2 separate regions of the Mus musculus genome follow, and region 2 is linked to region 1. Evidence: chromatin loops called from intact Hi-C (ENCODE). Cell type or tissue: left cerebral cortex. All regions are shown on one strand. Links, peaks and the distances in the headings refer to the core of each region. The heading gives the core; the rest is flanking DNA.

Evidence for each region. Hi-C counts contacts between places; a loop is a spot of excess contacts. Peaks named below come from ENCODE experiments on the same cell type or tissue, not always from the same donor. Only the 100,000 strongest peaks of a DNase experiment are listed, where the experiment ranks them.
Region 2: it touches region 1 in a loop (3-fold over the local background); 14 of 42 quality-filtered maps call a loop at or near these places.

The regions. Positions count from the first base shown.
Region 1 is chr13:31,651,723-31,664,399 of GRCm38, forward strand. No RefSeq gene overlaps it. Among named protein-coding and RNA genes, the nearest start is that of Foxf2, 32 kb to the left of the region's middle. In left cerebral cortex, for the core only: CTCF peaks have their summits at 4,726 (motif pointing left) and 7,494 (motif pointing left); DNase peaks (open chromatin) are centred at 4,718 and 7,493.
Region 2 is chr13:30,888,558-30,901,234 of GRCm38, forward strand. It overlaps Exoc2 (exocyst complex component 2), which reads right to left. Exons shown (of 28, transcript NM_025588.2): 11 at 12,228-12,346. Among named protein-coding and RNA genes, the nearest start is that of Hus1b, 53 kb to the right of the region's middle. In left cerebral cortex, for the core only: no CTCF peak of the experiment used is centred there; a DNase peak (open chromatin) is centred at 5,671.

The DNA of each region.
Region 1 (12,677 bases), core at 2,906-10,905:
AGGGGAGAAAGGAAATTATAATGTCTCAACCCTCTGTTAGAATCTCAAGCCCAGGATAAAGTGCAGTGTGATTAAAAGTCTCATTTGATGGGGAGATTTGAGGCTGCTCCAGATTCACCAAGATCCTTGGCAAAGGTGCACTGCAGAAATCCACCTATCCCACATTCAGTTTGGCTCCTGCCACAGATATGTCAATAACCTAACCTGTTAGACAGTAACAGTCAGCAAATGCGTGTACTGCTAGACAATTCAGTGGAGGACCTCCCCCCCCCCCAACCTCTCTCAAATACTACCAGGTAGGTTTTCATAGAAAAAGGAAGCAAGGTTTAGAAAATCAAGTAAGAATGTAAGCCCAGGGTCATAGATGTATTTCCATACCAAGTGGCTGATCAGTCTACACCAAGGAGTCCAGGTCTGAGAAGCTCAGTCCACCTGTGCCTCGCCTTGCTGTTCGTCGAATGCTCGTGGAATAGGGACTTTTCATCGTAGTGCATACAGCAAGCTGCATAGCCACTTTGCTGGCTCAGAGTTGGTGAGGGTCGGGAGCCATACCCCACAGGGTGCGTGGGTGCGCCTCTGGATTCCTGCCTCCCTCCCAGAGAGCCAGGTCAGTGGACCGCAGCCTCCAGGGGTAACCAAAGAGGCCCTAGATGTTGAGTGTACCGTGAAGAAAAGCCACTCTCCAATTTCTGCTCAGTGTGGCTTTTCCTGCTTGGAAAAACCAAGGCTGCTGGTGTCACCCGCTGCCAAAGAGCAGAGAAGGAGCCCTGGGGGGGTAGGACCACCCGCAGGAGGCCTAATCAGCGGCAGGCTTCCCAGCAATGAGGACAAGGGGGCACCGTGATGAGACAGTCACCACCGTGAAATGCCTCCCACCCTCCTCAAGGAGACCACAAGAGCAGCGGAGGGGCCGAGGCAGATTCCGCGGCTGCAGAGGTAACTCCAAGAGGCCTGGTTCCCCATTAGGAGGCCTGGGTCCGGAATCCTCTTATAGAGCCCAGCTGGTGCCTCTGCTAGCCACACATACAGACTCCAGGTTCCCCCATAAAGCTGAAGGTCACTCTTCTAGAATCACATCAAGGGCCAAGCCTTTCCAAGCACCTACTCTTTAGGAGTAGCCTCTGGCTACTTTTTACATGGGAAATACCAAAGGCTCCAAGAAGGGGCGAATGTGTCTATGCCACAGAGCAGAACTCTGGTAGAATTCTGGTCCCGTCCCACACAGGGACAGATAGCAACAGGTAGAGAACTACATTGTAAAGGAAAAGGACAGCTGGGGTATGGCTCAGTGGTATAAGCCTGTTTGGCGAATGTGCCTCAGGTCATCACAGACAAAATCAGGCCAACTCAACTGCGGGGACATGCTACGGGCTTGGTTGGCGCTCGGCACAACCCTGGGCACCCAGCATTGGAGGGGATGGGAGTCTGGGCATCTGAAGGGACTTGTGTTTTAGAATCTTTGTCTTGGTCCTTGCCTCCTGATACCAACTCCGGTCCTATAGAAAAGCCCACTCTCCATGTTGAGAAATTCACAGGTGAGTCCTTTCTTGGGTAGGCTGGACCTGGAATGGTCTTCCCAGGGGGTGTCCCTGCACCAGAGCTCTGAAGCCTGGGTACTGTCTCGTGTTGTCAGGGGTGTGAAGAGCTCTCAGTGACTTGTGTACATGTGGCCTCTGCTGGGTCAAAATACCTTTACAGTCCGGACTGCAGGAAGGCATAGGACACTTGAAAGTTCCCACCCAGTGCTGAAGGGCCAATAGTACGATAGGCGCTGGAGTCAAACTACCAAAGTTAGTCTCCCACATAAACATTCTTAAATCAAATCTTTCTTCATTTGCTTCAGTGTGATGAGCCCCGCCCCTTGTAGGCTGAGAGGCTGAGGAGAGGCCAGGTAGAGGCATGTCAGCTCTGGAAAGAGGCACAGGAAACAGAAGCCTCTGTAAGGATGCAGGGCCAACCAGAAAACACAGAGGCTATCTGGCCCACAGTGATCTCAAAGGCCTTTCCTGCTCTTGAAAGACCCTACACTCTGACACATACCTTGGGCATCCTTCATGTAAACCAGGGACACTATTTTCTTTTTCCTTTTTCATTAATTAATCTATTCACTTTACATCCCAATATCAGCCTCTCTCTCTTCCCAGTCCCTTCCTCAAAACTCTTCCCCATTCTCCTTCTCCTCTGAGAAGTAGGAGCCCCCCACACACACACACTGGGTATAACCCCCTACACACACACACACACACACACACACACACACACACACACACACACCAAGTCACTGCAGGACTAGGCACTTTCTCTCTCACTGAGGCCTGACAAGGTGGCCCAATTAGGGGAACATAATCCACAGGTAGGCAGCAGATTCTTCAGGCATAGCCACCATTCCAGTTGTTGAGGGACCTGCATAAAGACCAAGCTGCACTTTTGCTTACATGCGTACAGGGGAGGGGCGGTGTCTAGGTCCAGCCGTGCCTGCTCTTTGGTTGGTGGCTCAGTCTCTGGGGGCCCGCAAGGGTCCAGGTTAGTTGACTCTGTTGGTCTTCCTGTGGAGAGGCACTCTGTTTCTCTACTGCTAAATCATAATCCTTCGCACGCAGTTTTAGATGAAGGTGTCGGGAGGCCTTGTCCTGCAAGGGTTGGCCAACCCTTCCTTTGTAGCAGTGGATGGTAAATAGTTTCACATTGCCAAAAGTAGTCTTAGACAATGTATAAATAAATGGCCTGATTGTGTTCCAGGGAAATTATGTTTACAACTGTGGGCTGGCCAACCCCTGCTCTAGGGTGTTGAGTTTTTGATTGGATCCTTCGAGTCAACCAGAATAAATTGCTGGCTAGAGGGCTTTTGATGCCCCGAGGGTGTCGTTTTTGGGTACACACATCTGCATATTACAGTGTAAATGCTGCAGTATATGATGCAAACAACAGGTAACATAACAGTGACGCTATGCTTTCGGCTGGTAGCACTTATTGAACACTTACTGAATGCTGGGTGCTATAGTTTGAACGTCCCTTTCTCCTTCCTCCTCCCCGACCAAGTTCTTAGACAATCTCATCAGTACTGAGTTGAGAGGTGGGGGCCTTTAAGAAATGGTTAGGCTATGAGGGGTCTGAGCTCATAAATTAACTAATGACCCCCACCCAACCCAACTTCTGCCTCGCATCCTGACTCTCCTTTCCCTCTCTGCTTGCCGTGATGTCTTCTGCTGTCTTATGAGCCAGATGGAGCCCCTGGACTTCTGCAGCTTCTGTAACTGTGAACCCAATGAAGTCCTACCCTCCTCACATCAAGTACAGTGCTATAGCATCTCAAAAACGAACACACTCTTAAAAAAAAAAAAAAGGACTCAGGAGGAAGGTTGCCCTTTAACCTGCACATGCCCTCCGCCCCCTTGAAATGTCCCAAAATAGCCATCATTTCAGTCACAGACAAAACTGGAATTCAAGAGAGGACAGCTTGGGGAGGGGGATGCGACTCAGTTGGTAGAAGGCCTTCTCAGCCCGCTGGAGGCCCTGGCTTCAATCCTTGGCACCTAATAAACCAGGTATGGCAGATCAGGCCCGTTACCCCAGCACTCAAGAGGGAGAGGCAGAGAGATCATTTCTTATTTTAAGGTTTAAGGTCACTTTAGGCTATGGAGTTTGAAGCCAACCTAAACTAGAGATCCTGTCCTAAACAACAACAACAACAACAGAAAGAAAGTGTGGGGAGAGACACATAAAACAAAAGAAAAAGAAGAAGCTGTCTTGTCCAGAGTAAGGAGTGGTGCCTGCAGGCAGATTGACAGCAGTTCTCACCTTTAGGCTGTCTCAAGTGTCGGGGACCTTAGAGCACCTCTAGGTGGCTTACAGTACCTACTGCCAAGGAAATTCTTTCACCATTGGCTTTAGAGATAACAAGATAAACATCTCTGCATGTTTAGTTTTGGAATATTTTTGATAAGATGCTGGCTAACTTTGGGAGTTTGAGATTCACTGACGCTGGGCATGTGGGGCCGGCTGACTCGGGATGTGGGAGACATCCTTGTTCACAGTTCTGGAAGTTTCCAGGAATGTGCCAGGGAGTATAGGTCAGTTGGCAGAAGGCTGAGCCAGCCTGTGGGGGGGGGGGGGGTCGTTGTCTTTCTTCCAATCCGAGAGTCACTTGGCATGAGATCTTACAAAGACAGAGGGAGAGATGGAAGTTTAAGGCACTCAGGACCCAGACTTTGAAACTGGCCTGATTCTACTTGAACTACAACTTACAAATGAAGCTAAGCTGCAGGGCACCGTGGCCAGGGTCAGTCTACAGCATGAGGCTGACACGTGGAAGGAGTGGAATGACTGCTAAGAAATCTCATTCATTGCAAGCAGGTTCTGCCTATGTGACCCCCCAGCCCAGTCTGCTGCTCTGTCTGCTTAGCATCTATGGGTTGCCCCATGCCTTCCCACAGTGAATGCTGCCCCCGCCATTGCTCAGGCTTTAGCCAATCAAAGATCTTCTCTTTGGCTAGACATCCAGAGGGCTTTGTTTTTAAAAAGGCAGCTTGCGGTTAGCTGCTTTGGGGGGTGGTTGTGACTTGCAGTGTACCACAGGGGTCTGTGGACAGTTGTATTATCTGGTGAGTTCCCACTGCATAGGTAAACTTAGGTGCAGATTTCTGAAGCCTTTTCAGATTTACAGAAAACTTTGGCTCTTCTTTCAGCCAGCTGAAGAAAAATAGGCCAGGTATCTTCGCTGCCCTCTAGTGACGTCGCTGTTATTTAGCAAGAGTCAACTTAAATGAGGATGGTCAAATTAGAATAGGGAAGTTCATTTAGAATTTTAAATTAATTTTCATTTGGAAGCACTACAGAATAGAGGTTAATATCCCACATTTTTTTCTTTTTGGGGTTAGTGGTGGGGTGGTTTGAGACAGGGTCTCATGTAGATGGACTGACCTCATATTCACAAAAACCCTCTTGCTCTACCTCCCAAGAGCTAGGATCACAGGTGTGTACAGCACTCCACCACAGTGCCTGGCCTATATCACTAGCTGCTCTTCCAGAGGATCTGGGTTTAATTTCCAGCACCCACATTGTGTCTTACAACTGTCTATAGCACCAGTTCCATGGAGTCTGATGCCCTCTTCTGTCCTCCATGGGCACCAGGCACTGAGTAGTGCACAGACATATATGCACTCATACAAATACTAATAAAATACAATATAAATAAGTTAGTCCTTTATTTCACTTAGAGTCCAACTACTAATTTTGGGCCCTAGTGCTGTCACCTAAGAGCTGTGTGATCTTGCCAGTGCTGCCTACCCTCACTGAACTGGGTCAGGAATGCAGAGTTTTAATACAAATGCCATCCTTAGGACAAGTTTTCCTTCGAAGGATTATACCTCTCTTCTCTTGGGCCAGAGCACTGGTTCTGCTCCACACTGGAAGACAGATTGGACTCTTTGACATGGCTCCCAACAGCTGTCCCAGCTCTGAGTCACTCTCTGTACTTGGGATGCTTTCTGGAAGAGCCTGTCTGATCTGGTCACTTAACAGGTCTTCATGTTTGTTTCATTTTTGTTTTTCCTTAACCTGCGTACATTGGTGTGAAGTTCACCAGAACATTGTGTGTATGCTTTGCATGAATAAGACTTTCTTTTAAATGACAGCCTTTAAGCTGGGGTGTTTAAAACCCAGGGCTTAGCACTGTTACAGACGAAACAAACGGAGCTTGTGCCAGGACAGATTTTTCCTTTAAACCAGTGGTTCTCACCTTTCCTAATGCTACAACCCTTTAGTACAGTCCTCATGTGGTGACCCCCTCAACCATTAGATCATTTTGTTGCTGCTTAACTGTAGTTTTGCTACTGTTATGAATTGTACTATAAGTATCTGATATGTAGGATATCTGGTATGTGCCCCTCCCAAGGGGTCTTGACCCAGAGGTTGAGAACCAGTGGTTTAAACTGAGTCTTATCACTTCATACTAACTCTAAGTGTGCATACGTAAAGAACTGGGTTCCAGAAGACAGAATCTTCTGAGAATGGGTGACAGTGCCTTGGGCAGGTGTGTGGGACAGTAGCTCAAATCACTCCCTGACAAGCCAATATCCATGCAGTGCTGTTGGTCACCCAAATGAACCTTATGATGAACAGCTGAACAGCTTGTCTGCTGACCATAGTACAAAAATTTTATTTCACTGAGAAATGCCTAAACTTGATAAAACTCTTACAACAGAAAAAAGGAACCCTCTGCGGACCTCAGAAAGATGTAAACTGTCTTAGTGACCTTCTCAAGTTGGCTCCTAAGAAAAGACATGGATGTTTGGGGTAAAGTTCTGCATGTTAGCTTTGGCCCAGGAAACCATACATGGGTAGCAGTTGCTTGGCCCCACTTTTAGGCCCTGCCCCAGCTCTGGCTGTAGGGACTCATGTGTGAGCCCCCCGACATCCTTCTCTATATCCAATGACCCGAAACTGGCATGCTCACACCCCCACTTTGCCCAGAAAAGCCATCAAAAAAGTGCCTTGCAGTTACCCCCTTCAGACTTCCTCAGCCACTGTGCACCCTAGGGACACTGCTGGGACTGTAAACTCCTCCAGTTACCGTGGCAAGCATGGTGGCCCCTCAAAAGGCTAAACACAGAATCACCACCTGATCCAGCAGTTCAGCTTTGGGGACTCACACAAGATGATTGAAAGCAGAAGTGAAAAGATGTGCCCACACATCCAGCTAAGGGGTAGAAACGATGCAAAGGCTCGTTTCTGGATGGTTGTTAACACACAGGTGTGGGTACGTTCCAACAGAATAGTGAAATATCACTTGGTGCTAAAAATGGAAGGAAGCTTTAAAAAGGTGCCACATGGTAAACCTTGAGGTTTGGTAAACTGGAGAGGTACAAAGGACAATACTCTGTGTTCCACTTAATAGAGGTAAAACTCATATAGACGGAAGTAGGGGGATGGGCCGTGGCTGGATGAGGAGGGGCAGGGGAGTCAGCGTTCAGTGAGTAGACTTGGCTTGGGAAAAATGAAACAATGCCAGAGATGGGTGGTAGGAATGGCAGCATTATTACAGAGATGTGCACTCGATGGGCTAAGATGGCAGACATCATACCTACTGGAGGTCTGCGCTGAAGGACAGTCCTTTCCCGCTCAGTTGGGGTACGGTGAGCCCAGTAGTTCAGGGGAGTCTGCTATTCCTTGTTTCCTTGCAGTAACTGAGTTGTTTTCTAGGAGGCTAATAGACTGGGTTGACCAGAGGAACCAGAGTCACAGATATGACACTGAAAAGAAAATGGTGGTAACACACAGGGCATACTAGATCCAAGAGCTCATACACAGTGAAAGGAATCCCAGAGCTGCTAAAAGTTTGAGCTTAGGAATATGTGAACATACCTCCCCGTTTTGTGGGAAGTTGGTAGTGAGCTGGGATGGGCAGAACAATCTTTTTTAGAAAGTTGTTCCTGAGTTTTGCAGAGCAAGAGTAGTTGGAAATGATTTTCCTTTTGTGGCACAACATCGCCACCTGATGGGCAAAGTTCATATAACATGAAGTTCTTCTAGACTGCAGGGAGCCCTTAACTCCCTGCCTCAAATGGCATTTCTTTTCAGAGAATCCATACTGGCAGTCTTATATTTGCAGAATAAATATTCGGGGCAAAACCAGAGTCTCATGTTGTCTTGATTTCCCTCAAGACTGGAACATCTTTTCTAGTACTTGAATATCCGGATAAGGTTTGGGTATCATTTTGTGCGATTGTTTTATCTAAAACAAAAGTGGGGGTAAAAAAGATAGGAAGACGGGGAGAAAGATGGGGAGGGGAGAAGGAACAAGAAGCCACAGCTGTCTTTCTACCCCAGCTTCCGTGTCAGCTCCTGCCTATCTCACCTCCACAGCAGATGTTCAGGAGGGCTATTAGGGTCTCAGTGACCACATCTCTCTAGGATTCACTCTTTCTACCCAAGCATCATGGTGCTGGCTCCATCCTTGAAAGGGTGGCCATCTTGGTTCTTGTCTTGCCTGAAGCAGCTCACCAGCCACTACTTTCTGCAACCCTAGCCTCCCTGACTTCAGCTGCCCTCCTCTCCTGCTCCCTTACACCCTTCTTGGTCCTCATACCTCCAGGCTCCTCTGTTGTTTTGACTTTCCAGTTACCAGGGCCTGGGCAGCACCCAGGGTCAGGTTCCATCCCAGCATGGAGCTGGGGTCTTATCGGGCTCTTGCCTTAAAATGCAGGGGGACACTAATGATTCCCTGACTTGTAGCTCTCAAAGCTGCCATGTGGATGTCTCTGCTCTAATAGGCAGTCCCCCCACACACATGCAAACACCCCAAACCTAACTCCCACAGTCCCAAGAAGCTTGATACCCCACAAACAGCTTTCCTGCTAGCACGGCCAAGCTGCTTCTTGCCTTGATATTTTCTCTTCTCTCTCTCCTTCTTTGCCCCCACCCCAATCTATCCCACCAGAAAATTCTCTCAGGTGTATTTTTAAAATTGATCTGGCTCCCACTTTGTTTTGCCATTCTGTGGAGATGACCGTCCAAGCGGTTGCTTCACCTGAGTGGCTCACAGAGCTCCCTTTGGGTGTCCAGTCTGTTCTCAGCCTGGCCCCTGAAACGTATCACATCCCCGCACAGTGCCTCCGGGGACTTCCCTCCCACTGGGGAGATCCAGGTCTTTGTTTTACCTGTGGGAGCCAATCAGCTTCTTCCCTAGCTATGGGTCCCAGACCCTATCCCCTCAAGCTGCTATGGACTCTCTTGTCTCTCTTACCTCGGGTCACAGAACCACTGTCCCTGCGCACTTCACTTGCCATACCCCATTCTACCTTTGCTTTTACTATAGCACCTCATTGATCATATTTCTGGGGTGATACAGGCTCCCTCCCTCAGTCCAGAGCCACTCTGTTTCTAGGACGGTGACACATTGGCTTGGTTTTGCTTACTGCTGCAGCTTCAGAGACTGGCACATGGCGGGGGGCTCCATCAGCAGCTGGCAAGTCTGTGGGCACAGTTGGGTGAAGGAAAACATGTGGTATGTAGAGCTAAGGTGTAGGTTTGAGTCCCAAGTCTATTTTTACTAGCTAAAGGTCTTGGGGACACAGCACCCAAAGCAGAAGAGATCTAGATCCATCATTCAGAGTTTATCAAAATTAAAAGTATCTGCTTTTTCAAAGAGCACTGGTTAAGGATTTGTATCTGGTCCATATAAGGGATTCTCGGGACTGGTTCTGGTTTTATACATCTTAGAAAATAAAAATAAAAACATTCATGGAAAATTGCCTGACGCTAAGAAGAGTGTTACCAAAAGTTACCGAAAGTGTGAGGAAGTTTTGGGGGTGAACTTACTTATCTCAGCGACTTTGGGTTCAAGATCCTCCGTACCTGTGGCCAAGACCTTTAAGCTGCTCCCTCTCCAGCTCTTCCCCCTAGAGTGGCCGTTCCTGCAATCCCACATCAGCCTATGGGTTCACCCTGGTGGTGGCATTCTTTCTGGTCACTGTGGATGTATGGTCATCTGCAGTTTGCTAGTGACCCAAAGCCGTTGGACAGCTTCTCATTACTTAAGCTTTTATTCTTTCGGGGAGGGGGGAGGGGAAGCTTAGAATTTTCATGGTGCTTTAGGCAAGAACAAGCCAGCCCGTCTTCTAGTTTGGGCAGGTTTGGACTTAGCCATGTTCTACAGATCACACACACTCTGAGCACAGCTGGTTACATAGGGCGCCCCTCCCCCACTGTGGCACAGGGGCCTGAGCACCCTTTGATGGCCTACTGCCCTCCTCTGAAAATCCCTAAGTCATTTGTGAGTGAGGACCCCATGCTTTCACGTGACACTAATTATGTCACCATGCCTGCCTCAGACTTTGTATCACAGACTTAATTTATTAATGCACGTTCATTTATGTTAATTGGAAAAAGGAAGCCACAGGGCAACTTTTGAGTTAAAGCAAGTTGAATAATTTCCAACTTGTCAGGAGAACTACAGTCTTGGTTCAGGTGAGGAGCTGATGTTCCTTCCTGTTGGTAGCAAGTCCTTGCCATCCCCACAGGGGCCTCTGTGTGCTGGAGCTCAACTTGTGTCTATAAAATATGCCTCTCACAATTGGATGTCCCTACCCCACAGGGTTTGCTTTAGGACAGGCCTCAGGTCTTTCCAAGGCTTTTGGTAGCAACAGGTCTTAGAGTAGCAACATTTTGAGATACAGAGTAGCAATATTCTGAGATACAGAGTAGCAACATTCTGAGATACAGCTGTTTACATATTTACAGATGTGTATGAGCTTCAGCAGAGGGCAGGTTCTAGCTCTGCCGTTCACATGTTGGATCCTTCCCCCACTCTGAGCCTTGCATTCTTCAGGTTGGCGGGGTAACTTTTCCTAGGGCAGTGTATTAGTCATACTTCTCCAGAGGAACAGAGCTGAGTATATAAAATCAATATCTAGGTATCTATTATATATATATATATATATATGTATATATATATATATACATATACATATACATATACATATACATATGTGTGTGTGTGCATGATCAGTTCTGTTCCTCTAGATAACCCTGACTAATATATAAATAAATATACATGTGTATATCTTTATGCATACATTCACACATACATACAGACATACACACACACATAAAAAGGTATTTATTAGAATGGCTTACAGACTGTGGTCCAACTAGTCCAGCATGGCTCTCTACTAACAGAAGGTCCAAATATCTAGTAGTTGTTCAGTCCACAAGGCTGGATGTCTCAGCTGTCCTTCAGTATACATTGGAATTCCAAACAAGCAGGTTCTAATGGCAGTGAAGGAATGGACTTGACAGCAAGAGGGAGGGCAAGCAGGCAAAGAAAGCAAGCCTCTGTCTGCCAAATCCTTTATATAGGCTACCAGCAGAAGGCGTCCCTCGGATTAAAGGTGGATCTTCCCACTTTAAATCACTTTATTAAGAGAAAAAAATTCCTCACAGGCGTACCTATTGCTTGGGTTTTAGTTAATTCCACATGTAGTCAATTTGGCAACCAAGAATAGCTATCTGAACTCGATTCCTTGTCAGCTTAGCATACAATCTTATTTCCTTATGCCATGCTTAATTTCCAAATGAAAACAATAACCAGGCTATCAATATGCCTATATAACTACCCTTCATATAAATTTTAGAATAGGTGGCAACATCCCTTGTGAGACATTCTTTTGGTATCTCAAAATTTAAATATGATAAACACTGATATTCTCCTAATTGCTATTTCATTACATGATTAAGAAATCGGGGAATGAAACCACAAGTATCTATACACACACATTCTTAAGAAAATATGACAGAAATAGTCATGTCAATTATAATCCTCCTTTCTGCAGCTGGCCATATAGCTACTTTTCTCTAGCACCCGTTCTGCCTGTGACTGCACACCTGATGCTTGTCTGCCACCAGACTGGTTTATGAGCAGTCTTGCTTTTCAATGAAGTGTGGACTTACAACATCTGATCCTTTCCCTCTGCTCAGAGGTGGGCTATCCTCCATCAGCAGGGTTATGCTTATTGTGTGCAGGATCCATACAGAGCAGAAACAGCACAAAAAAGTGCCGGGAATCTACACCTCATAGAGATTGAGCCACTATTCCAGACATCTCTGTATGACTGAAGGTGACCCGTTTTAGAGGAACATAATCTGGATGCATGCTCCTGGAGAGATAATTCTCCATTTATCCACCCGGATGTTGCAGACAACATTGTCATTTCACAGGCCCCAGAAGAAGTTCTGATAGTACAAACAGCTTGCAAGCATCCTCTGGGGAGTGTGCGGCTTTGCTTGTACTGGTGTTTCCTTAGGGGACATAGCTTAGGGTACATGGGGTACCACGTGCAGTACACAGGCGCTATGCAACTTTTCACCCCACTGATTTCTCACCAGCTCCCATTTCCTAGGCTCAGGAGCCAGTGGATTTGATGTCCTGTTGTCTTTTGTCAGTCTGATGCGCCAACAAAACAGACTGATTTCCTTCTCTGTTCTTAATGAGTGTCTGCTGGGCAATTTGTTATTTGCCTGTTCTAACACATTTTCTACATTTTCATTTCCATTTCCTTTTTTCCGTTTCTTTAGTGAGTTCTTTACTTCACAGTAAAGTTACTCCATTGCCATGTGAGTTACAGATATTTTTCATCCATTTAGTTTTCAACACGCTTACTTATAAAGTCGTGTTTCTTTTGTACATCCTCAAATCGAGGGAATCAGGGGGTTTTGACCTCCTTCAGCCAAGATTATGAACTTATTCACTCACATCTCCTTACAATATTTTAGTTTGTGTAGTTATGATGTTCAGTAAAAGTGATGGGCAGCCAATGAGCTGAACCAGGCTCTTGCGTTGGGCTCTACTGACCAGATAAGACCAAACCAAAATGGAGTCTACCATGTCACTGATCACAGAATAAAACTAAACAGCGAGCAGGTAGGCAGATCCCCACACAAACCATCCCCAGCATGAGAGTCTAGTTTCTTAAGCTAGGACAGGCAAACCCTCTCTACATGCACCTCTGTGAGTGGCCTGGGGTGGGGGCGGGGCTCCAATGCCACCACCCTACCTCCGTGTTCACACTGTCCTTCCAGTGATCAGAAGGACGTCCCATTGGGCAACATAGAAACACAGATAAAAGCCATTTAGATCTACAACTCAGGGTGTTATAATATTGACTTAAGCCATAATTCAA
Region 2 (12,677 bases), core at 1,911-9,910, 760 kb before region 1:
CACACGAAAGAACTGCTTACCTGGTAATTAGTATCACCAAGCAATAACTCAGGCAGGCAGGTACCTGAAGCAGCGTGTGCCCAGCAGGTCACACTGCCACTCAGAATGATCTCTGTAAACATGTGAGCTGAGTGACCAGAAGGTGGCGCTGCAGGGCTACATGTAAGAGTTGAAGCAACTGGTCTCAAACTGTGGGCCCTGACCCCTTTTGGCAACTAGCTCTCAAAAACATTTACATTATATTTCATAACAGTAGCAAAATTACAGTTATAAAGTAGCAACAATAATAATTTTATGGCTGGGGTCACCACAACATGAGGAACTGTATTAAAGGGTCGCAGCACTCATTAGGAAGACTGAGAATCACTTTTTAAACCCTCCAGCTAAGTGGCGGATACTAACCTAGAGTTTCTCTTCTCAAGGTTTAGTTTCTTTCCTCTGACCAAAGGTGTCACAGTGTGTTACAGAATGCCAGGGCAGTATGAGTTTAGGAGGAAATTTATTCAGACATGTATTTTAAACAAACCATATATCACATATTATTACTATGTCAAAAATCAAAAGGCCTTGCAGATTGACATTCCTTGAAAGCTTCAATTACATGGCTCAATACTTTTATTTCTCAAGATGATTACAGATAAGTTGTTTTGATCATGAGTACTTGTATAGGACAATGAAGAACAAGAGAAATACCTTTTGTGTGTGTGTAAACTATAGACTCGGCATAAGATTTTAAAATTCTCAACAAAAGTCAACCTTTCTTCATTTATACCTTATGACACGATATAAGAAGCTTTAAAGAACCTGTTTATTATACAAAGCACACACAACTGGGATGGAAGAGACGATGGGGGGTGAAACGTACTGGCTGCTCTTGTGGGACACCCGAGTTCAGTTCCCAGCACCCACATGAGGCCAGCTCCAGGGCAATTCTGTTCCTTCTTCGGCCTCCTGGAGACTGGTACCCATGTGCACATACTCACATAGACTTGCATACACATACATAATTTAAAGTAAAATCATCTTTTTACAAAAAGCATATATGACTGAAGATGGTGTCACTTTGCATATTTTCTTTGAGCGCTCAGAGACCTGGCCACTGGGAATCAGCTGAGGACACCATTCTCCATCATTCTCTATCACCACACATTTCAGGCTTTAGCGTTTGCATTGGCCTTTTCTGTAGGTGACATAAAGCAACATTTGGCCCCGTCCTTTTCAACCTAAGTTAACATGAATTTTAACAAATCAATTGTTTTCTTAGACATAATATTTGTCAAAAAGCAAAACTTTGTAAGTTTTTGGTGAGTGGGACTTCGGGGAAGGCAGCTCCTGGCAACACTGGGGATAAGGACCGGCTCCACTGTACTTTTGATTTACATCTGCAGCCCACGGGGAACTTGGAAAACTTGACTGTCAATTATGAGGCGACTGCATTTACTAAGTATCTCCACACTAGGAACAGCAGCAGGGATTCATATGAAGAGAAAGCCCATGGCTCTCCGTAGAGGCTTACTATGTTGAAAATTGGAGCTACAAAGATGAATGCTTTCCAACTATGAAACCCTCCTAGCTGTAAAATTATTATTTTATGACTGGGAGGGAGTTTTGATCTGAAGTTTTGCATCATTTGTATGAACAAAGTGGAAAGCATGCATTTTGATTAGCAGTTGTTATTTGATTGGAGGTATAAAGTTTACCACTTCACATTGAACATGAATCGCAACTACGCCTTGAATGAATGAATGAATGAATGAATGACTCATAAGACTGAAACCCCCTTCACTACGGCTCTGTGGAAGCGATCTGCCGCATAACTACCATGCGGATGGCTCTGGAAAGGTCAAGCAGGCACAGAACCCTGCAGCACAGAGAGAGCTTCCCTCTGAAAGTCCATGCAGGACGGGAGACAAGACCACCCAGTTCTAGGAGTAAAGTCTCACGTCTAGCCGCATCCTTCAGTTGCCACAGCCAGTATCAACTGATAATTTGACCACATGTCTAAGACCCTGTACGATACCTACCATTAAACCCATACACAATCAAAAGTTGGTATCTTATTTTTCCAGTTAAATTTTCTATAACCTCAAGAAGCAACATTCTTTATAAGTTTCTTCTAATGTGAAGTATGCAGAACAAATTAAAACAAACATTAAATCTGGAAATTATTTTTGAAAGAACATAAAACAGAACAGAAATCTTGTTTTACTAAGAGAAAAACCAGTTGGAAGTTTGGTTTAGAAGTAGTGGATGTGTTCCTAGGGTCACTAAAGGCAACCAGTCCTGGTCATGTCATCATTTGTCACCATTTGCTATAAATTTGAAACATTTCTGATTCCTACAAACTGTGAAATTTCCATTAGATAAAAGGGCTTCAGCTTTTAATTGTTTCAGAAAGAGCACTTGTGAAGCTCACAAACATAACGCGTGAACCTGAAACAGCTTCAAATAGCAATAGGACGTCTAGGAGATTCTATAAAAAGGAAAGGAAACTTTAGCATGTGTCATATACCTTGATTATCATGTATCTCATTTTTAAAAGCAAGGATTTTCCTTTTTTAAAATGCAAATATTTGTTAACCGTTCGTTGTTTAGCAGGCTCCATCCATAAAGCCTACAGCTGCGCAGCCAGGGGATACCTTCACTGTGTCTCCATGCCTCCCATAGCAAGTTTCTCACAGTCTACAATAGTGGGGGTTGAGGGGGACGACACTGATCCACAGCCCCAGATTCAGGAGGGCAGCCTACTTCCTTGCCACCCTTAAACACCTTTGAACACACTTTCCTGTGCACAGCGGGTCCTTGTCCTGCTCTGCAGCCCGACCACCCACTGTTGCTTGTTGACCAAACATGTAGGCCCAGGAGCCTCCAGGCAGAGGCAGAGTAGGATTCCTTTCAAGCACTACACAGAGGAATTTCAATGCCAAGGCTGCGGTGGGGGTGGGGGTATCAAGGCAGAATTACAAATTCCTCATGAATTAGACCTGTGTCAACAGATAAAAATGCTCTTTGATCTTCGGAATCTATATATTAGAAGCTCCAACAGAGCAGTTTCCTCAATTTCAAGGGAATAATTTAATCCAAATTAACCCAAAGGACTTAGTCACCATGCAGTTTGCCTCACTCACATTTGAGCTTCCCAATTTTGGTTCTAGACCACATTTCTGGTGTGTACTTCAACATCAAAACAACAGTTTAAAAAAGGAAATAAATTTTGAATACAAAATTAACGATGTGAACTTTCAAGATGCTAGAACAGCCAACTGGCCAGTGAAATAGTTTGTAATAAAGTAGGTATAGGAGTAACCAAAAAGGGTAACCTCTGCTTTTGAGGAAACTTTCTATATTATGCAAGTCAGAGTTATAAAAATCAGATAATACAGAATAAGACTACTTGCAAATGTCAACGTTTTACTGTTGCCTTGCACATGTTCTAAACTGGGTGTACCCGACATTTAGTGTTAAACCTTAATTTCTACTAGGAAGAAAGGACAGGATTAGTTAGGCACCAAGTGGAAGTGGCTCTCACTGCAAGAAGTCTTCAAGCTGTACAGTAAGCCACAGAGAATCAGCTGCAGGGGGCAACCCAAAGAAGAGCTCCTGTGACAAAGCCTTGGTGATCTATCTGTGTAAAACAAAAAGGTGAACAGGTCTCCTGATGAGAGAACAAGATCCGGTTCTTCCCAGTGGCACACACAACAGTTCCTACTCTACTGTGCAGACCCGAAACTCCACTGAAAAGGCACACCTAATTCATAAAGCCTTAACCACTTTTTAAAAAGTGCCTAAGTTACTGGTGAAAATTATTGGTCTTTATTTTCACTTGAAAGGTAAAATTCTCATTCTGCTCGTTAGTTTTCTGTCAACTTGACACAAGTCAAAAAGTTATCTGGGAAGAACTTTAATTGAGACAATGCCTCCATCACCCTGGCCTGTAGGAAGTCTGTGGAACATTTTCTTGATTAATGGTTCACATGGGAGGGCCTGTGGGGGCCGATGGGCTTGGCTTATATAAGAAACTAAGCTGAGCAAGACAGTAAACAGCATTCCTCCAGGGCTTCTGCTTTCGTTCTGCCTCCATAGTTCCTGACTGCCCCTGCTGAGTTCCTGCCTGACTTCTAAACGATGGACTATAATTCATCAGTTGAAATGAAGCCTTCCTTCTACCTGCAATCAGCTTTGGTCAGTGTTTTATCACAGCAACAGAAAAGTAAACTAAAACAGTCATTAAATTTTTTTATATATATATACACACACACACACACATACAAACATATATATACATACATACATACATACATATATATATGTGTGTGTGTGTGTATTTCAAAATCTACAATCAATCGTGTTTTTAAAAACTGTTAATTGTATTCTGGCAAATACAACCGTTTATATACACTTATGCTACTTTCAGACATAGGAACAATTTCTAATGTGGGCACTCTGAATCCAATTCATGATGTTCTTTCTTCCTGCTTCTGAAAACCCAAACACACACACACACACACACACACACACACAAAGAGAGAGGAGAATAGAAATCCTTGCCCTCCCTTGGTTGGGGAGAAGAATGCTGCTTTGGGCTCAGCACTTGTCCTGTGCTTCCCTCTCCTACATCCACTTTATCCTGTGCAGCCCCGTAGAGCTCCCAGACTTACAACAGGTACCAAATCCTACCAAACATTCCCTCTTCTAAAGCCAATTTAAAACACACTGTTATTACAGCATGTGAAAGAACAACTGTCCGGGTGAAGGACTCCCTCCAAGGAGTCTGCAACTAGACACTTCCACACTGCCCAGCGGTTATGTGCCCAATACCAGAGGACTTAGCTGTAGGAAAAAGATGCAGACCAACCTGAATCGACCTGCACTTGCTACAGTAGTGTCTTCTCTTTCCTTCTCCTTCTAAGGGCTATCATTCAGGGCGTGTTATAGCAAACACTGAGAGTCACTCACTCAGCCTCAGTGTTTCAGTCTCCAGGAAATGAACTCCATAATGAACCCTTCCTAATGTACAAACCACACTATAACTTTAAAGTAAAAGTTATAATTTTTAAAAAGTATTTAATATGTGAATAACTTATGTCTACTGTCTTAACTATGGAAATATTTTTTTTGTAATTCTAAAGAAAATTCAGTGACGCCAACAGTTTCCTAATGAGGAGTACAATTTACTCTAATACATGGAAACTACACTACTCTTCCATTAGGAAAACATCAGAATTGTACTAGCAACCTACTTATTTAAAATGCTTATGGAGAAAATGTGTACATAAAGATAACTGCTATATTTAGATAAAGATCAACAAAAGCAGAGCTCATTTGTAGACACCGACTACTGAATGAGCGTCAGCTGAAAAGGAAGCCCTCTGTAACTTAAAGTTTGTGGACAAATATCTTTCGTTTTATCAGTGAGTATTTAACAATCTACTAGATGTTTGAAATCATTAAAAACATCTTATTTTGTTGGCTGGTTGGTTTACAGTGCATCAAACCCAAAGGATTGTGCATGCAGAGCTGTGAGGCACTTTGAGCAGCTCACTGCCTGCAGCCCACTCACCACTGTGAACAGAGAAAAAGCCAGTCAGGTGTGACGTGTCCCCTCCAAGTCTTCAAAGACAACCTGAGCCATGTGCGAATGTTTCTTCCTTCTGTTGTGTGTCTATTTTTAAGAACTCATTGCTTACATAAGTTTGGCTCCTCTTCTAAATGCCCCTCACTGAGCTCTGATTCTAGGAAGTCCTTGTGGAAGCCCTAACTAGAGCACAGATCCAAAGATGCGAGACTGAGCTGACGGCCTTTCCCCCAGTTTACCAGACAGCCAGCTGCTCAGGGAGTTAAACTCAAGCCATTTTAGGAACAAAGAAGACGACACCTTTGAAGGCCACCTTTCAAAGTCCTGTTTGAGAGTCCCAGCAGGGGGTTAACCAAAGGCTTTTCCTGCCAGGAAACCTTAAGACATACTCTCATTTTGGACCTATTTCATAGGAATTCCTAGAGACCAATCCTCAGGCGGTGGAAAAAGTTTAACTTGTGCAATGGTTCAGAGTATTGGGTGGTGTGCACCCAGGGCACCAGAAACAGCATGGTCACTCAGTTCAGGCTAAAAAGAACACAATACTCAAATCCTGCATCTGTATTTAAACCTTCAAAATCAGGTCTTATAACATACATAAATCATGAGATTTAAAAAAACTAAAAATGCTTATGTTTTTCAACATAAACACTGCTTTTCTCTCCTGACACTTTTCCTCAATGTAAAAAGATCCCAAAGGTCATATCTGAGCTTCAGGGTCAGGACCCAGGGACCAGGGAGGGAATCTGGGAATGCCAGCTCTCTGAGGAAGGTAGTGAGCCCTCCCATTGAATCATTTCATGAGCAGCATCTGCCAGGGTGACTGTACACTAATAATGTAACAACTGAAGTCCAAAGGAGGCCCTCCCAGTCCTCGATACAGATCATGTGTATAAAGGACATTTTTTTAAAAAAAGACACCAAGAATTCTTCCCCTGCTTTTAATATTTATAGCCTATCCATTTAAACTGGATTTTATTTCACAAACTGTCTCAGTTCTTAGCCTCTGTTTTGTCTGGGTTTAAACAACTGCATTCATTTCTCTTCTCCAGAGTTAGTAGTCTAAGTGCAGTGACTAGAATAAATAGAAAGCCTTCAGATTCACTGTTTTTAGATTGAAAGGACAGCCAGCTTTCATTGTGAGATGAGGTCCTGAGACTACCTTCTGAGCACCATGGCACCTTGACAACAGAGTTCTAGATGAAATGCAGGCACCATCATTTCAGAGCACACACACCACCTCTAAACAGCATCTGACAGCTGGAATATAGACACCTTCTGACATGCAGGACCTACAACAGACAGCTACAATCAAGACCACCAAGCTTGCGCCAGGCAGTCCGGCACTCTGTCTCTGAACACAGGGGTCGGTCAAATCAAGCCACAAGCACCATCAGGTAGGCTGATGGCAATGATCCTTTCCATCCCTGCCACCCATGAGTCCTGAAGCTCTAGAGGGAAAGCTAGAGGTATCCTGCTCAGATGCAACCATAATTTCTGGGCCCCTTCTAGCAGTCACCTTCATCTTCTCAGTGTCAACTCAGATCACATTCTTAAGCGGAGGATAACAGTTCAATGGATTACTACTTAGTATCGTACAACCTTTCCTTTATAAAATCCACCTATGACAGAAAATGAGCATCAAAACACAGAGAAAGTAGACTTGGCTCATCTGGCTTGGGAAGTCTCAGTACAGATCTTCCTAAGTAGCCTGGGACCAGCCTGCCTTCCTGGCAGAGAAATCCCAGTCTGATGGAGCACTTGCCACAACAGAGCAGCGCAGGCACATGTGGACTGGTGTGCTGTGATTCACAGGCCTGGAGAGAACAGGATGGTGCAACCAGAAAAGGATCTGGACAGGCATTCCTTCCCATGATCAGTGTGTACCGAGAAGGTACATCTGCCAGTCGTTGCTGTGACACCTCCTCACAAAGGAAATCCAACATGTCACATTAGGAACGTATGACTGATGGAGGACCCACACACTTAGTGGATCTTCTTCCACTCTGCCTTACATTGTAATACTTAAGAAAATTGTGAGTGTCTGCTACAAGTTCATCAACAACTATAGATTACATGAAAGAACAACTGTTTATTCCCTGTAAACTTACACTTAAGGCATGTGTTTTAGCTGAAGACTGCCCCTCACACACAGACCTGTACACCATCATTGCATTGCCTGCCAAACTGTGTGTTAAAGGGGAGCAAATCCAATGCCTGCCAAACTGTGTGTTAAAGGGGAGCAAATCCAATGGCATATACTCATATAATTCTGACATGAAAGCATCCTTCTGCAAAAAGGGTTAAAGCAAATGCATTTCCCCTAGTAACCGGCTCTTCTGTGATAGGATACAAACTGCACGTGTACTGGGCACATCTGCCAATTCATCTACAGAAGTATCAGTTAAAAAGTGATGGTAGCATTGCTTCCTGGCTTTTGGTTAGGATCAAGTATAAAAGGCGATTGTATAAACACCTAGGAAGGACTCTAGATAAAGTTAAAATGAGCTTGAAATTTAACAGGTATTTGTTATTCATAAGTTATTAAGATTAGGCATAGTAGTATATGCCTACAATTCCAGGACTCAGAAAACTGAGACCAGAGGACCACTGCAAGTTCTAGGCCAGCCTGGGCTTCATAAAAAATCCTGACTCAAAGCAAACAAACAAACAAACAAACAAACAAGACACCTCCAAATAAAAATAAAATATATTGATATTTCAAGTATTCATATTGGTACTTCGATTTAAAATTTTTAAATAATATTTGCCTCTAAAAATGCACAGATAATTATGTGGTCAACTTCAAATACATAGGATGAGGGAGAGGGAAGTAACAGGTGAAGGACTAGCTAACAACTGATTAAACTAAGCTAGGTATATGAGAAATTGTGTATGCATACATATATGGGGGTATCAATGTGTGTGTGTGTGTGTCTTTGAGAATATGCTTCGTGACTAGGGCATGTGTAAGGCCCCAAATTCAGTCCCCAGCACTGTGTGTATACATGTACATGCATGTGGTTTTCTAAAATGAAATAATAAAACTGCTTCTTCAAAAGATCACATCAATCTTTTAATTAAATGTTATATGTTAAAATTATTTACATTCAGCACTAATGAGACTTGAGGTTATTAATAATAAAAAGAAAAAAAAAAAGACATAAAAGTCGAAAGGGAGATGGTTAGGGATACTAGGAGAAATTGGAGGAAGATAATATTGGTTAAATGTGACCTTTTAAAGAATAAAAACTAATGTTTAAAAATTATTTAAATAATTCATATTAACATTTATTAGTAACAAAACAAAGGTAAAGTTAAGCCTAGTCAGAAGACTAAAGGAAAAATTAAATTCAACAATAACCTATGTAAATTTGCATAATGAGTTTAGGAAATTACATGGTATTGCCATGAAATCTGCAGAGTGGTTCAAAGAGCTGTAAGGTACTGTGTTTTACTTTCAATTAAGAAAAACAGCCTACTAAATAAACTAGGTAAAGCTTGTAACTAACATCCTCTCAATTAATGCGGAAGCTCTACACAAATTTACAGGAAAAAACCAAGAGGAATCTGATTACATGTAATGCTGTTTCACTTTCTCTTTTGAAATGCTCATCTTAAGTACATTCATACATGCATACATAGGAATACATAGCATGAAGTTGAAAAGAGGGGCTGGGCATGAAGCCAGGTGAAAGAACACTTGTCTCGGACACACAAGCGCCATGCTCCCAATCCTAGTACGGAGTAAAATCAAGATTCAAATCTTTCAGTGATGAAATATTAGTCATTAGTTCTCTCAGGCAAAGGTGGCATGAAATTTTCTGGGATGCTGTCTTCACATGAGCATGCTGAAATATCTCAGAAATCTGTATACTTTCATACTAAATTATCTCTTTAGACAAGTATAGGTAAGAAAGTCCATCGTCAGAATGCATCCTGCGTGTAGCAAACAAACCATGACCGTGTTGAGCACTATCTACCATGTCTCCAGACACCCTCCTTGTCTTCCTGCTACCAGGCTAGGTACTCCTGCACTATGACTTCATACGAGTCTGCATTCTGCGCTTCCCAACCTTTTCACAATTACTACCAAACATGCACTATGGCATTTAAAAAATTCTATGTCCCATAGACCCAAAGCTCCAGGAGGTCTGCTCAGCACTGTCTTGTGACTCTAGCTAGCACAACAGCCAGCACACTGGGGATGCAGCCTGTATTCATGACTTTTACTCTATGTCTCAGAACCTAGCAGACAGAGCCAGTCTTTAACCTGTGGGCTGCATGAGCCACAGGACAACCATAATAAATACAGCCTAGCACATTACAATAAAGTTACGTAAAACTAGATTCTGAGGACTTTTTTTTTCCTTTCTTGTTTTGTCTGTCAGTTGGGTGGGCTGGTTTGTTTGTTTTGTAAACTCTCAAGCTTGAAAACTTGAACTTTGTAGACCACAGTTTTCTGATACAATGTCAAAAGGCTGGACATGCTTATAAGAGGCTAGTCAATGACAGATGTTAAAACCACCCTAAGATTCTGATGGTCAGTCAACAGAACAGAGCAGACTCAAAAATGACTGGCTGACACGTATATATAAAAGGACTTGTAAGATTTCCAAAGTTGTTCCATATCATATACTGTCATCTTCCCTTGCAACAAATATGAGACAATTATTGACAATTGAGATTGTGGCATCAGTTCATGATATATAGGGTTTCCAAAGTATCAAACTCAGAAACAGAATTGAACTGAAAAACCACATACACTAAAGACAGTTCACTCAAGACAAATAAACTACAAAGGAAGGCTCTCTTCCCAGCTACCACTCTGTGGGGCCGCAATGCTGACCTCATGTTGTATGTTCCTTCCCATTCCCAGGACCTGGATGCTGTCTCTATTCCCTTCCCAGGTGTCTAAGGCACTGCAGCTACTCTCACCAAGGATACCAGCGGCACCCTTGCTGCTCAACCCATGACGCCTTTGTTCTTCTCTCTTAATTTTAAAACCAGGAACACTCATATTTGGTTTTTTGAACCCATGTTGTCATGTGGCCATGCTGTCCCTGTGACCACCTCTTCACTGTTGCCATTCCAGGCTTGCATTCTTCCAGTCACTTAGTGAGGCCCCTCCAGATTCTGTTCTTGGTTTTCTATTTTGTTTTTTCCATCTTCATGAATAAATGCATGAATAGCAAGGGACAGTCTGGGTGCAAACAACCTCCAAGGCTCTGAATTGTTAACTCCAAACAACTACCTCTTGCATAGATCTGTCTTCTTTCATGACAGACAATTCCAGACTCACCTGTCAAATGCGAGTTAGGGGCAAATTCTGTTTCCTAGTTCTCAATAGTCCACCATGTTACTGAACTACTCCAGGCAGTTATTCCTGCCCAAGTCCTATCCATGCTACTTCCTAAGCAGCCTGGACTCCTCCCCTGTACTGGCATCACTCTGCTGCTATAGAATCTCTCCTTGTCCATTCTCAGATATGCTGTTTCCCTGCTTGGACAATTGCATATTTCTGCTCTCTGGACAACCTCCCAACTCCTCCAAGCAGCTAACAAGGTCCATTACCTCACCATTTTACTATAGCCTGAACTCTTGTAGCTTTTCATCACGTGCTTCCCTCCAGCCACAGAGAACGCAAGGCTGCCTCTGGCTCCCTGATGTTCTTTCTAGAATAAGTTTTCCTCAAGTCCAATCTTTCTTCTTTCAGTACAGATCTCACAACACTCCTTTCCTGACCCTCAAAGCATGATCACAATTTGCTCCTGTGAGCTACCATGCCACTCAGAACTTCTCGTCTTAGGAAGTGACATATTATACAGCATCCCTGTGGTCAGTCACGTGTCACCTCCTTCACATGCTGGAAGCACGCACAAGTCAGACCCTTGGGACTGCACTACAACTAACTGGAGCACAGTCACTAATATGTTTTTGCTGAGTGTCAGAATTAAACAAAGAAAAGTCAATAAACATGCACATAAACGTAGCTGTAATTTCTTTTTTTAAACTTACCCCAGAATCCTAGACAGCAGTTCCTTACTTGAGCTAGAGGTTATCTGGCAGCTACTTCTGATTCTTAGGTAATATGGAGCCTCTGTAAGCTATCTTCTCGAACTGACTATGTGAAATATTCTTCTCAGTTAACTTCCTTGAAAACCATGGTCATTTTTCTTTTCATTACTGGCCTGTCTCAACATTTCAATTGCCTAGCTGCACGTTTAATATGTTTCCTTTCCTCTGCTGGTCGCTCGGGGAGACAGCCTGCTTCTCTTTCTCTCACCACTGTCTATCTAGCACTTGGTATTTGCCTAACTCACAAGTGACTCTGGCTATGTCTGATGAAGAGTGGAACTTACCAGGGGCTGATACAATGTCTACAGAATCATGTCCACCTCTTGGAAAATTAACTCTTCTATAAAATAAGGTTCTGTCTATAGCACTCGTCAACAACATCCACAGATTTCTGAAAAAGTGCTCTCTCTTTTTTACTTTTGGCACTTGCTTTGGCACTGTGAGGGGCAGTACTGAGCAGTAGGGCAGAGGACCGACAACAATGAAGACAGGTACCAAGATCAGGAAAATCTCATCTTCATCCCCTTAACTACTAAGCACTAAGAAGCAAGTGAGCTGGAAGAGAATCTCTTGCCTTTTAGGCTCTTCATGTGGCCTTCTTTGCAGTCTTGCATGAGCTTGAGGGTCCACTTGTGCTGAGCTCCAATACACTGCCAAGCAGGGTCACCAGGTGCATGGAGGTCGGAAAGATACCTGAGAAGGCAAAGCACAGGCTCCTGTTGTAACAGCAAAGGCTAAAACTTAACAAACTAGTAAAGCACTTGCCAATATTTGTCTTTGGTACTTAGTTTATACTGAGATCTACTCCACTGCTTTCATCACTAGTAAATGACAAAGCTGTTGGGTTTTTACTCTTTTTAGAATTGTATGTGAATGTATGTTTTGCCTTCATTACGTAAGTACACCATGCGAGTTCCTGGTGCTGGTGGAGGTCAGAAGATGGTACTGAATGTCCTGAAACTGGTGTTACAGGCAGCTCTGAGCTGCCATGTGGGCACTAGAACTGAACTTATGTCCTTTAGAA